Linked DNA regions of Homo sapiens: region 1 is linked to region 2. Evidence: chromatin loops called from intact Hi-C (ENCODE). Cell type or tissue: MCF 10A. All regions are shown on one strand. Each heading gives the region's core, and the rest is flanking DNA. Links, peaks and the distances in the headings are about the cores only. Region 1 overlaps COL4A1 (collagen type IV alpha 1 chain). Region 2 holds the start of LOC124903267 (small nucleolar RNA U13).

Region 1 (8,908 bases), core at 668-8,667, 140 kb before region 2:
GTTCACAGGCATGTAGAAAAGAAATACAGAATCAAAGTAATGAAGTACATTGGGAATTATGAAAATAGTGGTGTTATTTTACATTTATCTTATGTATTTATGATGATCAGTGTCAGAAACAAGAAATTATAAAAATTAAGCTGCACCTGGAACACACTAGGCATATAAAAGTTAAGCTGCATCTGGAACTGGGTCTCTGGGGGCTGGCTAGGTCTCCACGTGTGTCCAGCACAGGTGACATCTGATGGAAGACGCAACACAAACGGCAGGCCCTTGCCGGCAGGGTAGGTGCCAGCTGACCACAGGGCGCATCCCGATTGCATGCCCTGGACACCATCAACCTCAAGAGGCCTTTGTATGAGATTCTGAAGTGATTATACCATAAAGATCATATTTCAGGTCCAAAACTCTCAAGCAGAAGGAAGGAAACGTGTTAGCCTCCTCAGCTGGGTGAAGGGGTCTGAAGCCTCACATACAGGGTGAAATGTCAGCAGGAGGCTGGCACTGCGAGACCAGAAACACATACCTGCCGAAATGGCTGTGACCTGATTTAGGGAGATGCCAGAATGAAACCAGATCTGGTAACGGACTAGAGCGTTCTTCTCCACGCACCCCCAGCCTTCACCCCGCACTCCACTCCAACACAAACAGCTGCTTGTTGGTTTGAGTTTGAAATACTTGGTCTGCATCAGCCAGATGTCACTGCAGATCACCTGGCAAGACTGTGAAGCTGCTGTGAAGGCTGCGACCTTCTTCAGAGAAATAACAGGAAAGTTCATCTACCTGAAACTGACCTGTGTTCATCCTACCATACCCAGTAGGGGCACATTAACGATTTCCTTGATAAATATTGTTTTTAGTGCATAACAGTGCAACCTTCCTCTTAAAGTTTTCTAATCAGACTACAAGGAAGGAGAATCTAAATCTACATCTAATTAAGAGGAGAATTATTCAAATGATCAAAACAATGGTAGAAGCAAGTAATTTGCCATAAAGGACCCAAGGTTCTGATGCAAATGGGTAAGAAAAGGAGATAAAAGGAAGAGCTATCAGTTTCTAGTTTCTCTTGCTGTTTTAGGCTTGTATTGTATTATCTCACTTGTTCTCACAACAACCATTGTAGGGTTAATCATTGTAGGGTCGTTTCATGGCCCCTTTGTACACTGGAAGGTGCTGAGGCTTAGGGTGGGGCAGATGGGAACGAGGTCTCTGACCTCCCAGGCCAGTGTTTCCACCACTCCACACAGCCTCTCCACCATCACCACACACGTGCCATGGCTGGGGGCACTGGCCGAAACTGTGCCCTTAGTGGAGATGTCCATTTCTCTAACAGCGACCATTTACTGCGTCACCGGAGAATATAGCCTTAGTTAGGTCTAGAAGCAAAGACACCACAGTAGCAATGGGCATGCCTAGCCCCCCTAACTTAGATTTTTGTTTTTCCATAGAAGGGTCCAGAAGTCTTAAGAGAAAGGCTGATTTCAGGGGTGGGGCAGGGAGAGAACAAAGTGAGCCTGGAACTTCTGATTCCAGGAAAGCAACGACATGTTCATAAAATGACAGCACGTGTCACAAAGACACATGCGCCAGCTGGAAGGAGCTCCCAAAGAACAAATTGGAGATGATTTGAAAAACAATGATGGAAATGGATTACAATTCATAGAATAAAACCAATCATCAAGCCCATTCTGATCTAAGTAAATAACTGAATACATGTAAGCAAATGGGAGCAAAGGGAAAGCTCTTCCCTTCTGCAGAATCCCAACTAACAAATGAGACGGGATGGAGACAGCGGCGCCAACCACTGAACGTTGCAGCAAGAGCTGTTTCAGGCAAGAATCCTCAGGGATAGTCACGTTACGGTGCAAAGTAAGAGGAGAAGCAAGATATTCATACTGTGTCAAAGGCCCTTTCCACAAGATACATATTAGGAGCCAAAGAAAAACAGTAACTTCATGGAGAGACCTGGTAGGCACCACCTGAGCCAACCCTCAGAGTCCCATCATCAGGCATTGGGGAAACTGGCATCACACACCTCCCAAGGAGGAGACAACGTCAGTTCTGTGCTATTTCTGTCAAGAACACATGACCTGGATTTAGTCATGAAACATCAGATAACCCAGGTTGAAGCACTTTCTATAAAATAACTGGCCAGGACTCGCCAAGGTCACCCCTGCCAGCCCCCGCCCTGACCCACATACACACAGAAAGACTGAGGATGTGTTTAGATTAGAGGTGACCAGGGCGATGTGACAGCTAAATGCAATATGGAATCCTGGGCTGGAGCCGAGATCAGAGAAAGACACCGATGGGACAAAGGGCAAAATTCCAAAAAGGTCAGTAGATCAGATCAGAGTATTATCTTAATTTTATTTTCCTCATTTTCATCATTGTTCTGTGGTTTTGTAAGACATTAACATTTGGGGAATTTGGATGAAAGATATACGGGAATACTTTGGAACTTTTTTCTAAGTCTGAAGTTATTTCAAAATTTAAGAATTTTATTAACTACTTGAAAAATGAATCCTAAATAGCTCATCGTATTTGTGGTCTTCAAAGCCAGTTTTACAGGTACACTACCCAAAGAATTGACATATTCAAGGGGTAAGATCAGGTAATATTTGTCAATACTCAATATCAAAGTGGAGTACATAAATTAGGCCAGAAATTTCTGGTCATAGCCTCTTTAAAACAAAAAAAGTTTCTCCGCCAGAAATATCCTTTAAAGTTTTACTGTTTTAAGAACTGTAATGTACAGCACATAGGTGAAAAATGGCTTTGAACTAAAAGTCAGACCTCTTTTTCTTTTTCAGTAACTCAGAAAAAATGAAGTATACCTACACACATTTTTCCATAGACAGAGAAAGTAATAATTCTGTAATTTCACATAGACCGTAGATACGTGAACACATGAAGAAGGCAAATGCTGACTCTGCCTTTTCTGCATCTCACAGTATATAGTGGACTCAAAATTGAAGTGGAAACACTCTCGAAATTGCACACTTCTTTCTAAGAAACACCTCAACCCACAGAGCAACCCCTAAACCCTTCTGAGCACATGCATGTAGCGCAGATCACCTGTGGGCGTGGCAGGTGGCCCATGCTTGTCTCTCTGAATTCTCATTTCTTCCATCCTCCATCATAAGTCCCCTCTAAAAGAAAAGGGGGGGAACTCTTCTCAGCATTGCACACATGGATGTTCCACAATGGTGACACTTCGCTACAAATGAAAAGAAGAAGAAAGCCGGGAAGGCCAGTACCTAACACTAGTCACTTCCTATTTGCCTAATCCTTTTCTTGCCAACAGTAAGGTAAGATGTCAACAGTGAGACAAGGCAGAAGTTGCTTTTCGCTACACCCTGAGCAGGTAAAAAGGAAGCCACATTGGAATGTCACCTCTACTATGGAAGTATGATGTGGCTGATGTCAGAACGTCCGACCCTTCACCTGTCACCATCAATAAGGTGCCCATGGAAACTGATAAGGGATGCTGGACCCCAGGCATCGCTCCTCTGTGCCAGATATGCCCAAAGGGAATCCTAAAGCAAAGGGAACGTTCTCCTCCACCTTCTCCTTCCTTCCAGGGAAATAAATGGGGTGTGTGTGCACATGTGTGGTAAAATTTAAATAAGCATGGTTAAAATTTTCAGAGAGTTTTTAGACAGTAAATGGCTGCCTGATCATGTCTCAGAGAGCAAGTGCTTTCAGATCCAACTACCTACTGGGCCTTTGGGGCATTATGGGCCTGGCAAATCACTCACATGAATTCAGCAATGTCCATTTAACCCTTGTAACTGTCGGTCACTGTTGTGGGTACCGAAATGGAGAAAAGTGGAGAAGGTCCCTGCTAACGCGGGATGTATATTTTGAAGGACCTAAAGGTCTATTATGGGTTCGTCTTGAGAATCAGTGGAATGACCTACCTGTGTCAAAAAGGCTCTGTTAGTGGCTGAGTGCATCTTAGACCACCATCCACAGCATTTTGCAGAAGCTTTTTTACCTAAATCACCTCATTCCACTTGTGACAACTCCATCCAGCAGTGTCGTCTCTATATATCTCACCTAGTCAGGGAAGAAGTCTTCAGACAGCCGAGCTCGCTCCTAAACACACAGATCCTAGGACAGAGTCTGTTTCCAAACTCAGATCCTACAGTTAACTGTCTGGTTGGAAAAAAGGGGTTTAAATTGTTTATGGCAACTGAATAATAAAGAACTAAACACCTAGAATTTTTCTTCTTTCTTCTTTCAAAAGCATAGGCACCAGGGAATGGGTATAAAGTCTGGAAAACTCACCCTCTAATTCTGAGGTTAGAAGGGTCATTCAGACTGACCCCAGTGTCCATCAGTGCTGCACAGATGTGGCTCCTCTTTTAAATGAGGGCAACTAATCAGTCAAGTGAGGCTGAAACTTGTTCAGGGTTGCAGACGCGCATCTGCCAAAAGAGCATTACAACTGAGACACACTGAGTGCTTACACTGCAGTTTAAAGCACTAAATGATCCCATTTCCCTTCCTTTCTCACTACATTTCAAAAATCCTGACTTCAGAAGACAGACCAAAAAGATCTAGGGCCTCATCAAATTAAAAATGAATTTTTATTTAAAAATACAGCGTTACTACTGTATTGTGCATTTGCTTATTTTTGATAAATATTTATTAAATGCCTATAAAAGATAAAATGTGCTAAGTACTAGGGGTAAACAGGGGCAAATATTAAGGCCCTGTTCCCAATGAACACAATACCTAATGAGGAGACAGCAGTGGTATGAATAATGACAATATCATCAGCTAATTATTATAATGGGATAGAAGTCCATGGTTTTCTTCTCTAATACGTCGTATGTAGCTCAACTTTAAGTCAATGAAAATTCAAGGCAGGTTGGAAAGCAGGCATCAGGATACCTGCAGTAACTCCACCTTTAGGAAGCCCCCTTTCCCATGAGTGTTATTAGATGTTCTGATCTGATGCACGTATAATTCAAAGAGAAACAGGTGATCAAATCAAAGCACACAGCCCTCGGGAGGCTGGTCTGAACTTGGATCTGGCCGCATTCCTTGCCTTTGGTGTGTCTTTGAGCAAGTCACTAACTCCCTACACCTCTCAATTCCTCCTGGTCAGGTGGGGTCAGCATCATCTATCCTGCTGAGTTGAAATGATATACAATATATGTGAAAGGATGCGGCAGGCACACCACCCCTGGAGCTCTCTCCAACCTCGTCACCGTTGTTAGACAGAAATGCAATGGGAGGAGTGTCAGGAAAAGAAACCAAGAGTGGCCTGGCTGTGCACTGATAGCCACAGTATCCGCTCATGAGATCATAACATTGTATAGGTAGCAAGAGCTTAGGGATGTACTAATTGAACCTCCCTGTCATGTAGAACAGAGAACTGATGTCCATAAAGCAGTGATTGTGCCAACGCCAGGCCCTAGGAGGGAAGCTGTGGCCACAGCAACAGATGGCAGCACTGAGGGACTTTCTACTTAAATGTTGCAGCACCTCAAAGGCAAAAGCAAAATATGCATTCTCTCTCTTCCAAAAATCCTTGCTCGCAGCCGTCACCTTCCGCTCATTCCCCAAGGAAGATGACCAAACATTTTAAACACAGTACCAAAGGCATGATCCATGAAAGAAAGAATTAACAAGCTGGACTTCATTAACATCAAAATGTTCTGCTCTGGGAAAGACATTCAAGAGAATGGAAATACAAGCCACAGAAAATATTTGCAAAAGATATATTTGATTGATAGAGGACTGTTATCCAAAATATACAAAGACATCTTAAACTCAACAATAAAAAGACAAACAACCCAATTAAAAAATGGGCCAAAGACCTTAACAGACACTTCACTAAAGAAGATAAACAGGTTGAAAATAACCATATGCAAATGCGTTCCACATAGGTTATGGGGAAAATGCAAATTTAATCAATGAGATACCAGTACACACCTATTAAAGTGGCTGAAACCCAGAACAGTGACAATACTAAGTGCCGGTGAGGGTGTGGAACAACAAAAATTCTCAGTCATTGCGGGTGGGGATACAAGATGGTGCAGCCACTCGGGAAGGCAGTTTGGCAGTTTCTGATAAAACCAAACACACCACACAATCCAGCAATCATGCTCCTTGCTATTTACCCAAATGAGCTGAAAACTTATGTCCACACGAAACCCTGCACATGGATGTTTACAGCAGCTTTATTCATAACTGCCAACGCTCGGGGGCAACCACCACGTCTTTCACTAGGTGAACAAACAAACAACCTGTGGGACATCCAGACAATGGAATATTCACACTAAAAATAAATGAGCTATCAAGACGTGAACAGACATGGAGGAACCTCAAATGCATATTACTAAGGGAATGAAACCAATCTGAAAAGTCTACATACCATACGATTCCAACTATAAGACAACTATAAGAGAGTCTGGAAAATGCAAAACTACGGAGACAGCAAGAGGATCCATAGTTTGCCAGGGGTCAGAGGTAAGGGGGTAGGGATGAATAGGCAGAGGATGGAGGAATTTTGTGGGCAGTAAAACAACTCTATGTTATACTATAATGATGGATAGATGTCATTATCTATTTGTCCAAATGCATACAAAGTACAGCACCGAGAGTGAACCCCAGCATGAACTATGGACGGGGGATAGTGACGTGTCGGTGCAGGTTCACGCACTGTAGCCAATGACCCACTCTGGTGCGGGATGTAGAGATCATGGGAGAGGCCATGCGTGTGCCCGAGAAGAGGTACGTGGGAACTCTTGGTACCTTCTGTACAATTTTGCTGTGAACCTAAACTTGCTCTAAAAATCAAGTCAATTAAAAAATAAAAACCTGCATGTGTACCACCCCAGATTGCGAAACAGTGGAACAGAGCTTCGTAAAACATCTGCATAATTGTTTTATTGTTGACTCAAATATTTTGTCATTTTCCTTCCAGCACTGGTTCAATAAATCACTGCAGATGTTCATGAGCCTCCTGTTAGGCCCCTGGGGAATGCGTCCTGGCCTTCAAGACTGATTCTCGTTGTACCGCCAAATCCATCTCCTCTGCTGAGGCTCCTCTACACCCGGAGCGTTTTTATACAGGTTGCATGGGAGGGTTCCAAATTTTTGTAGGATATTTACTACAAACTAAATCCAAATATTACAGGCAATAATTAATTTCTCAGTATCAATTTCTATGCACTCCATTAAGTATGTAAATGTTCTGACTGTAGGCAAAATAACATTCAAAAACCCCTACTTTCAGTGTGGTACTCCACACCAGCCACTCAGAACAAATGCTGGCCTTGAACCTGCTCTCCTGCTGTTGTGACCAGTTTTAATTCCACGACTGCTACGTAATCCATACAACACAGTTCAAAACTCTGCAGTATAAAGATACCGGGTGCCTTAACTTTGGAACAGAGATTGCAAACTGGTGACCCGCAGGCCAGATTCGGGCCACAGATGTACCCTGTTTGGCCTGCACCATATTCTAGAAGTTTTTGAATGAATATTTTAAAATTGAGGCCCCAGGCTTCTGATTCCTTCCCAGACCTTTAAAAGCAGGGACCCACTGGGATCCTTTTGCAGGGATGTGCGTTTTCTCACAAAGCTGGCTGCTCCCAGTTATCTGCCTGACCTCAGTAGACATCTGGGTTTTTGAACTCCAGTTTAGATAACCAATGTATAGTACGTTAATCGAGCTTAAATGATTGAAATTTGCATCCCAATAAATCTTACCATATAATTTATCAATACGGTCCTCTGTAGTTATATTCCAGGGCATAAAAGCACTCTCTTAAGCTATTTTTATTGGATATTTCTGTATCATCAATGTTAACACATTTCATTTCTGTGTAGCCATTTCTGTGAAATATCACATGGCAAACATGTCATTTAAAAACTGGCTGCTGACATGTTCTGTCTAAGCCATTCTTTATTTTCCCCAATTTGTCTTTGCCTGAAACCTGTGATAGGATGAGTCATCTTTTCAGAACATCTTTTTATCAAGGTTTTTAAGCTAATTAATATAATAATCCCTCCTGCAAAGGTACTATGATAACTTCGTAGCCAGAGTACTGGCAACAAGGCCCTTTTCTTCCTCAGCTGTGTGTGGGACCCACCTCCAGCTTCCCAGGGTCTGCACTCTGCTCTCAAATCTCTCGGAACTGCTGTTCGGGTGATGGGCATCCACCAGCCAGACCTCACCACCACACAGTATGTCCGTGTAACACAATTGCACTCATAACCCCTAAATCTGTAAACATAAATAAAATGGAAATCTCTTGGAACCAGGCATTTCAGATTCACTCTGGGTGACTCAGGCCATCCTTTGCAGAGCTGACCCTTGGACATATTTTGTCCTCCCCTCCCTCTATCTTTTGACCCACGTCTTGCAAGTTGAGTAAGTTAAAGGTCACTCACTTCAAACAAGCAATTTCATTTTCTTCAGATTTCCCAATCTCCACTTGGCTTCATTTCCCTTAATTCCCATATCATCTTTTATAATTATTAAGTAACCCATGCTAGCATTATTGCCTTTGATGAAAGTTTCTAAAAAATTCTTTCCTATTTACCCCAGCCTTTTCTCCCCTTTCAAAATGATCCCAAATGGAACTCTAGTTTCTTATTTCCAGCCCCCTTCACTGAGAAGTACATACGTTAACGTATTTAGAATAATATTTTCTCCCAATAACTCGGAAGAACTTAGTAAGTTTCAATAGAGCCACTTAGAATTGTGGCAGATGGGTATAAATGATAATCTCATAAAAGGTGAAGTGAGTTTCAAGGAGACACTGCCTACATTGACAGGAGTTTTATATTTTCTTCTCCTCCTTTCCAATGCTATTTTGCACCTAGCTTTTTCCACAATGTATTCACAGAATTTTTATGAGCCCATCTGACATTTTTATTCCCT
Region 2 (8,908 bases), core at 374-8,373:
CTGTTTTTTGGAGTTTTGCTGGGAGCAAGGTTGGAGGAAATGAGGTAAGAAGTTCAACTTGAAGCCTGCTGAGTTTAAAGTATCTCTAGACCCTCTAGACAGAGGCGTCCAGGAGGGAGGTAGGAGCCATCCACCTCTGAGCGTTCACTGAAGCCGTTTGGTGTGAATGAAGTATCCCACCTCATGAGTTTGGAGGGGAAGAGAGCAGCAAAACTCCAATGTTGAGCAGAACAGGAATCAGGAAGGGGCCAGAGGAGTGAGGGGAAACGCAGGCGGGTCCGTGGCCACCAGAAGAGCCCATTCCAGGAGGGAGGGGGCAGCTGTGCTGGGGCCACAAGGGTCCCCAGGGCGGGGAGGGGCCCTCACAGCTGGGGATAGTGGCATTGCAGGCCCTTGAAGAAGAGTGTCAGGCCAGAAACCAGCTCACCATGGTTCAAGGTGTGAATGGGGGACAGGAAGTGGCTTTGGAATGTGTCCAGGTTCTTTTTGAATAGAGAAAAATTTCCTCCATGACCATGCTTCCTGAAAAGAGAATGAACCCACACTCTGGGATGTGAGGCCAGGAGAGTTGGCTTCACCGTCGGCTGGCCGTCCCCAAGTCCTGCCCCTTCTCCCGCTCCTGTCTGATGTGAGAGGTGTTGCCACTGCAGTGTATCCAAAGTTCCAGACATGCAGAGCCGCCCTCTGGCCATCGTCGGGGTCATGGATCCTTTAGGAGTGAGGAAGCGGGATGCGCTGGTGTGGAAGGCCTTTCATATGGTCGGGCGTGGACACAGAGAGAAAGCGCCAAACATCCTTGCGGCATTGCTCCTGCCTGGTGGAACAGCACATTCACAGTGAGACAAACACAGGTCATAATGAGAGCAGAAGACCACAACAGCCACATGACACGCGTACACACACACGCACACATATATATACACACACACATGCACACACACATACACGCACACATATACACACATACACGCACATATACACATGGACACGCGCACACGTTTACACACATGCAGATATACACATGCACACACACGTACACACGCACACATATATACACGGACACATACACATAACGCACATATACACACACATGCACACACGCACACATACACACACACATACACATGGACACGCGCACACGTTTACACACATGCAGATATACACATGCACACACACGTACACACATGCACATATATACACACGGACACATACACATAACACACATATACACATGCACATGCACACACGCACACATGTACACACATGCACATATACACATGTACACACATACACGCACATATACACATGCACACATATACACACATTCTTGCACAAAAATCTCACAAGAACATCACGGGTGAAGCTTTCTAGGAATAATCTTACTAATATTACGAAGCTGACCACCCAGGCTGTGACGGGTAAATCGCAATATGGATATTCCAACCGCAAAGAAAGCAAGAATGTACCGTGATCAGCGCAGACCCACCCCGGGTCTCTAGTTTCCCTCTCCCAGTAATGCTCCTTGTTCCTAATGAACCGCGTGCATCTTTGGTGTCTGCGCTGCTGCCGCTACACCTTTGTGAACACCAAATGCGCAGGAAGCGTATCGGGAGCAGCACGGCTGCACTCAGTTGTTGCCTTCTATTTCGTGGATGAAAACTGCTATTGATTTCTCTTTTAACAAGTGCTGTTGGGAAGAACCAGTGTTCTGGAGGCTGTTTTCGCCCATGTCATGAGAACAGGGCGCCAGCTGAGTCACTTCTCTGGAATGGACTTTAATGTCACTTGGTTTCCTCTCACCCAGGACCCGGGCTTCATGTCTGGACAAATGAGCCATGCATTATCTTTCCACCAGACTAAAGAAAGATCAGTTTCTTGTGGTTTGTTGTTCTTTTTTTAATTGCGGATGTGTGTTCAGCATTCGCCCAAATAATCATTCCAAACCGGGGAGTCTTGGGGGAGTGCAGGATGTCCAGATAGCACCAGCCCTTTGTTAACTGGAGAGACGACAGACAATAACCCCGGCGTGGTGAAACCCGGCCCACACGTCCCGCCCGCCCCAGAGCCAATGCTAGGGCCATCAGGTGGCCCTGGTAGCCAGTGGTTCCAGGACCAGCATCAGACACTCGGTGTTACTGTGGACAGTAGCTTTGTACAAGTTCCTAGCGAGGTGATTTCCAAAATATTAGATACCTTTAAAGACAGAGATGAGGAAGACTGAATTGGGATCTGGCTTTTACTGTCCGCCATTTAACCTTCCTCACACCAAGCTTCAAGGCAACAGGGAGCGTGAGACATCCGTGAGCAAGAAGCCAGGCTGCTCAGCCACTCGTGGGCCACGTCCCCTGTCCCCTCGCAGGGCTTGCAGTTATCACACTCAAAGTTAGCCCAGGTTGTTCTCTAGGCGTTGTTGCCAAGCTCATAATTCCACATGTTCACGGTCAAATGTATGTTTAGATACCTTAAGTTGCTGCTAACATCCTGAGGGTAGCTTCTGGCTGTAAACAAACATAATTCTGATCACTGTGAGACTCATTCTGTTCTTGGACAGCCCCTTGGGGTTCAGTGACATGGACTCCAAGTTCACCATCTGATGTATGGGCTTCTGCCACTGGTGCTGTCATCTGGCACCTTCCTAAAACCTTCCCATTCGTACATGACCCCCAGCACCTGTTCTTTTTCTCCCGTAGCTTTCCTTTTCTTCTTGGCGTCAAATTCGAAGCCACTTTCATACCCTTTTGTTTTCTTCACGACAAAATATGTTACTGATGTTACTGTTATATCAGCTTGGTTTGTTCAGAAATCAAAACAGTGACATCTTTCTTCCATCTGGTGGAAAGATCATCAGAACCCAGCTAGGTGGTATCAGTGAATATTTCCATTTCCCAAATAAAGAAACTGAGGCTCAGGGAAGGGCAGTGACTTGCCTGTGGTCATAGAACTGGCAGAGCTGGGATTCAACCCCGGTAGCACTTCAAATCTGGTACTCTTCCTTCTTGACTGCACGGGGCTCCAAATCACGTGAATCTGTGTTTAACTGATCAGTGTTAAATCACTTCGGTTTGTTCACAAACCAAATGGCCACCATTCTGCCCTTTTCTCCTCTCAGCTGCCTTCTTCTCGATGCTCTTAAGCCCTCACTCACGGCCTGTGGGGTTACTGCAGGGACTTCTACCACCGTCTCCCACGTCCCATCTCAGCTCCTATCTGTGGTCAGCACCCAGGCCTCCCTACAGGTCTTCTCAGCCACGACAGCCTTCTCCCAAGGAACCTGGGCCTCTGCGAAGCGGCCTCCTGATTCCCCACAACTCCCCTGGAACACAAAGCTCGTCTTCTCCAAGGTCCAGCTAAACCCTGCTTCAGAATATGCTTAAACAGCCAACCTTTTTAGCATGCAGAACTCCACAGCTGTTTAGAAAATCTTCCTAATGCAGCCTGTTTTCAACAACGAATCTGTTCAGAGAAGGTAGAGAAAGCATAGGTTATGTCTAAATATTTCCCTGGAGTGTGTTACTACTTCAGAGTATTAGCCTGCAGCTCCAGGGGCCTCCTCTGCATACCTTTTGACCAGCATTGCTAAAAAGTAACAGAAATGGCTTGTTTGGGTTTCACCTTCTTTTTCTACCCATCACTCTTTAGCAGGGAGGGGGATTAATGAGCCGTGAAATGGCTACATTTGAGCAGGGTAGGGTTAAAGCAGAGAAGCCATGTTCTTAAATCACCTCTGCAGGACTGTGGCTGGCTTGGTTTTGTACGGATTTCCATGAACCCCAGGCATACATTGTTTATTTTTGTAGACAATTTGTCCATCTGCTTTTGGCTTAATTATCGCTTCAGGAAGATCAGTGGAAAAGATGTATTCAGAGTCCAAGGTCATGTCTGTTCCTCAAGGGAAGTCTGTGTGGATGACAATGCCCTATGGAACTCTTTTGAAAAGCCCCATATGACTCTTCTCTTTCATATACCAGCCAAATGGCCCAAACCTCTCTGTGCCTCAGTTTCCTCACCATAAAATGGGTACAATGACAGTACCTACCTCGTAGAGGTTTGTGAGGACTACATAGGCTGACTGTTGGAAAGTGCTCCGAACAGTGAACAGTCTAGAGTAAAAATGTCAGCTGCTGTTCTAGCTTAGTCCCAACCAGGGGTCAAAGCTAATAACCTGAAACACTCTCTTGTGGACCCTCTGCAATGGGCTGGGCCTAACAGGTCCGCCAATACACAAATTTGGAACACTTTCCTTTAAGCAAGTCAAAGGGAAGGGAATTGTCCAACCAATCAGTGATTGAGTTTGTTCCACCACCCTGTAGAAAGGAAAATGGAATTCGATGTGCTCTTTCGACATCTTTGGAACTCTGCAGTCAGGACTTTCCCCATGGGAGGTGAGCTCCCCGTGACAAATGAGGGAGCTGCCCTCTCTCCCACTGAGATGAGTCATTGTAACCCAAAACAATCTCAAAATCTTTGACATCACTGCCGCTTGCAAATCTGTGCCTCCAGCCAAGGGCCGGTGGATGCTACTGCCTGCCACCTCGTGTTCACCACCAGAACTGCACGTCACTCCGAATCTGCTGACCTCATACCCTGGCATAGAAACAGTAAAAAGACCAAACAAAAACGTGTCTTTTTTGGACCCAAGGTTGAAATCTGATTTTAAAACAGAGACATTCAGTAAGCATTAAACATCTTCCTTTTATAGCTTTCTCACAGACCTACATTGACAAACTCACCCCTTCCCTCCATAACCTTTACGCCCCTGAGTCACAGTAGTTGCCCTGAATTGCTTACGCAGGTCTGGCTTATCACCGACAGTTGTCCTCAAAACACTTGGTTCAAATGTTACCAGAACTAAATTTGGAGGAGGGAGTCCTGGCATTCCAGAGCCCTTGCCTCATTTTCTAGCGCGATCCCAGCAGATGGTCTGATGTATCTCATCAGATGCTGAGCGCGGGCCTCACTGGCCCAGCCCTCCTTTCCACAAGTCTGGTGGTCTCCTTTTTTATGACTCCACTTGAGAGGCCTGGGAAACATTCTCCCTGATAATGCAGGTGATAAAACCAGATCATCTGGTGGAACGAACAATCAGAAATTCCACTGGGCGGGCACAGGGCTTGGAGAAGAGTTGAGATTGCGGATGATGTTTTCCGGTAGATGAAGGTGACTGAAGGAATTGAATGGAGGGTGGAGGGGACTAAAGGAGAGGGTGAAGTCCTCCACAGCATGACCCACTGCTGCTCGGCATCAGAAATTGGGAAGTCATTATAATGGTCAGAAACGTGGTCTAAAAATAGAAGATTCCATGTGGGAAGAACATGAATTTCGGAGCCAGGCAGAGGGGGTAAATAGCAGTGCCATAACGCATGTGTTTAACAGACAGCACATGGAGTGTGTTCTGTGTGTCAAATCCTGCAAGAGATGCCGGGGACAGAGTGTGAATGAGGCATGGTCCCTACCTCCAAGGGCCTCGCGGTCTCACGTGAAATGTGGGTACAGAGATGTAGTATGGCAGTGCCCTGCAGTGTGCCATGGGGAAGAAGCCCCGGCCGCCTCCTCCAGTTGTGAGGAGGGGAAGATGCCCCCAGAGAGCCCATGCTTGAGTCACATCCTCTAGTGACCCTGAGAGCCTCAGGCAGCGAGGGCTGCGTGTGCCATGGCCCTGAGGTTCCAGAGAAACTGGCCCAACCGCTAGGCACTCAGTTAGACTGGAGAGTGCAGTGCACTGTGCCAGCGTGGGAAGGGGTGTGCCAGGGCAGTGGGGGACAAAAAAACGCAAAGGCTATGGCGGGGTGGCTCGCAGAGCCTGCAGAGCTGACACAGTGGCTTGGGGGCAAGGCAGACAGGTCTCTCAGAGGCCCCCTTACCTTTGCTTCACAAATGAGACATGAGCCAGCAGTGCTTGGCGGTGGTGAGCAGCCGGGACTGTGATGTGGGACCCTCAGCATGTGGGACCCTCAGGGCTTGGGGAACGGTATTGCTGCATGCAGAGCACCACTGGGTCCAGGTGCTGTGGGTGAGAGGCTCATCTCTCTGGGCTGCCCCCTCACCTGTCTACGTGAGAATTAGACACACTCCATGGCTCCCAAACCTGCCTGTGAATCTTAAGTGCTTGGGGGCCTTGCTGAAAACATCAACTCCTGACTGGGCAGTGGCTCATGCCTGTAACCCCAGCACTTTGGGAGGCTGAGGCAGGAGGATGACTTGAGCCCGGGAGTTTGAGGCTGCAGTGAGCTATGACTGTGCCACTGCAGTCCAGCCGGGCAACAGCAAAACCCTGACTCAAAAGATATGTATTCCATATATATAAATTCCCTGTCCTTTTGTGGGTCATCAGCATGATGCTGGGGCGTTCACACTCGTGTGAGACATGCCTCTCTCAAACCTTGTTAAGATGTCAGCACATGACCCATCTCACATGAAAAAATTAAAAAGAAAAAAACAAGGAAAAAGAAAAATACATATATAAATTCTTCCCAGGCTCCTTCCCTTGACTCCCAAACTGCTAGACCAGAAAATTCACAAGGTCTGAGACTCCCCGTTGTTGGTACTTTGGCGGCCAGCCCAGGCCAGTCCTGGGACAGGGACCACTTCAGAACGATCACCCGGAACCCTGTTAAAATCCAGGACAGGAGAGGGCCCAAGTGCCCTGCCTGATTGCTAATGAGCCCCCAGGTGACTCTCACGCTGCCGACCCCCCCGATCTCTCTCAGATGCCCCAGATGCTCTCTGAGGTCCCTTCCAAGTCCAACATCTTATGAAGCCTTTGGGAAAATAATCAGTTACCAATGGCAAAAAGCAGAGATGTAAATGTGAAAAGTGATATTATATTGGTCTAATTTCAAATGGCTATCACTGTCTATAATCTGTAAGACTCTTGCTAGGGAATGAGGCTTGTGTTTGCGTATTAAGCAAGACAAAGGTTGTTTTTGTATCATAATGTATGAGAAGGAAATATTCTTTTATCCAAAATAAAATGAATCCATACTCTAGGTAAGAACTTTGGAGCCGTGTTTCTCTTTAGTTTCTGTATGGTAGAATTTTTTTTGTTAATTATCTTTTTCCCCTGTCTTTCTGTAGCAGCAGCACTCTGGGGGAATCTCAGATGCATTGTGCTAAGTGAAAGGAGCCAGGCTCAAGACTCCACACTGCGTGGTTCTATTTCTGTGAGTGTCTAGAAAAGGCAAACTACATGGAGGGAGAAACATGAGGGTTGGACCGAGGTTTGGAGAAGGGAGCATTTGATAACAAAGGGGCAACACCCAGAATGTTGGGTGATATGGAGCTTTGCTGTCTCTTGCTGATAGTGGTGGTTACACAACTCTGTTATTTGTTGTGTCTGTTAATGACACACCAAATAACACACCAAAAAAAGTGAATTTTATTGTATGTAAATTAAAAGATAAAATTTTTTTAAAGGAGTAAGAAAATGAAGTCAAAATAAAATTAACAGTTAACTAGGCAGTAGCCAAAGGAGGAGAAGGACAATGGTGGTTATCAAGCATTTTGTAACAACAGAAAAGGTGGAGTTCTATTTAAAGCATGTCCTATTCAGGAACATTTCAAATAAAGATAAGAGGGGAAAAAAGCTGTGCATCACAGCCAGTTCAAACCCCCTCCCCATGCCCACTGCCCCACTTTTGGCTCGTAACCTTTTTTCTTACTTGGCCAATGTGGTGTGTGTTTGTATTATCGTAGCGGAACCAACTCAATATAATGCTAACTTAAAGAATTTTTTTTTCTCTCATATATATAGACCGCTTTTCAGTCTAAATGCAAAATAGATATAACTCTTGGTCCTGTCCCTGGGCTGTGCCACAGATCCTGAGCAGTCACCCTGGAAGACAGGCGGCCTGCTTGCTCAACTCACCGGGAGCCCGCCTTTGGAAGGCCACCCACACGCCTTTCCTCTCTGCTTCCACCTGGGGCAGACTCTGCAGGGCTGTTAGCTGCTTACTACCTGCAGAGGCCCCATGGGGTAATGACAGTCACATGGCACAATGGGAACACACCATCTCAGCCATGAGTCATGCCATGCTCTTGGGTGTGAAGATGACCTAAGAATACCAGGAAAATATTGGCACGTGCCATTGGCACATGAAAATTAGTAACCTGCGCCTGTGAGTGAGGTCGTAAGTATAGACAATTAGCTCTTTTAATTGCCAATCATCGTGTGATCCTGGTAGCTCAGTAGTTGCCGCCTATGCTAATTGTCACTCTCTAACCGTGTAAGTGGAGGCCACCAGCACAGCATCCGTAACCTCTTCATGACATCCAGGCTGCATGAGGGTGATGCTCTGAGCATTGACACATTGCATGTCAGCAGTGCTAAATTAGAAAGAGCGTTTCATACCCATTCGCGGCCTGACAGCCAAAGCTCTCTGCATGCTGCCTGCAGCTCCAGAATCTGCTTCCTCCTGGCCCTTTCCTCAGGTGCAGTCTGGGCTCTCAGGGCCCTGAACTCATCCACAATCAGACTCCAAGTCTTCTTAGAGGACAAGCAGGCTTAGGAAATCACATCAGTCTATTACACAATGATTCACATTTAGACAAATGAAATGCATTTATTGCTAAAAGCACAGAGGTAATAAAAGGCTTTCCCAGAAAATCAACTTTTCCAACACATGCCAGGCAAAATCATATCCAGAATATAAAAAGTTTGGGCTAAAAGCCATTGAGCACAACCACCCATGTGCTGCCTATTTTTAGAATAAGGAGCAGGGGTTTTCAGACACTGATACTATGGGTGGGGAAGAGGAGATCATCCACTTTTTCTCTGCTTTAAAATGTACATCTACCCCAGTCAAATCATTTCAGATAAAACTATATAATAGCATCTTAGAATTATAGGTGGTACCTTCTGGGATTTGAAAATTTGTCTATAGAGATAAAGCATGACAGAAACCAGTGGCTT

What was found. A loop is a pair of places that touch in the nucleus more often than their neighbours do. Peaks named below come from ENCODE experiments on the same cell type or tissue, not always from the same donor. Only the 100,000 strongest peaks of a DNase experiment are listed, where the experiment ranks them.
Region 1: it touches region 2 in a loop (13-fold over the local background); 3 of 110 quality-filtered maps call a loop at or near these places.

Annotation. Positions count from the first base shown.
Region 1 is chr13:110,269,418-110,278,325 of GRCh38, forward strand. The region is part of intron 1 of COL4A1 (collagen type IV alpha 1 chain); the gene reads right to left. Among named protein-coding and RNA genes, the nearest start is that of COL4A1, 33 kb to the right of the region's middle. In MCF 10A, for the core only: a CTCF peak has its summit at 5,447; no DNase peak of the experiment used is centred there.
Region 2 is chr13:110,407,894-110,416,801 of GRCh38, forward strand. The region is part of intron 4 of COL4A2 (collagen type IV alpha 2 chain); the gene reads left to right. It overlaps LOC124903267 (small nucleolar RNA U13), which reads left to right and starts at 6,312; the gene lies at 6,312-6,413. RefSeq lists a silencer at 4,309-4,603. In MCF 10A, for the core only: a CTCF peak has its summit at 4,547 (motif pointing left); DNase peaks (open chromatin) are centred at 4,418 and 7,988.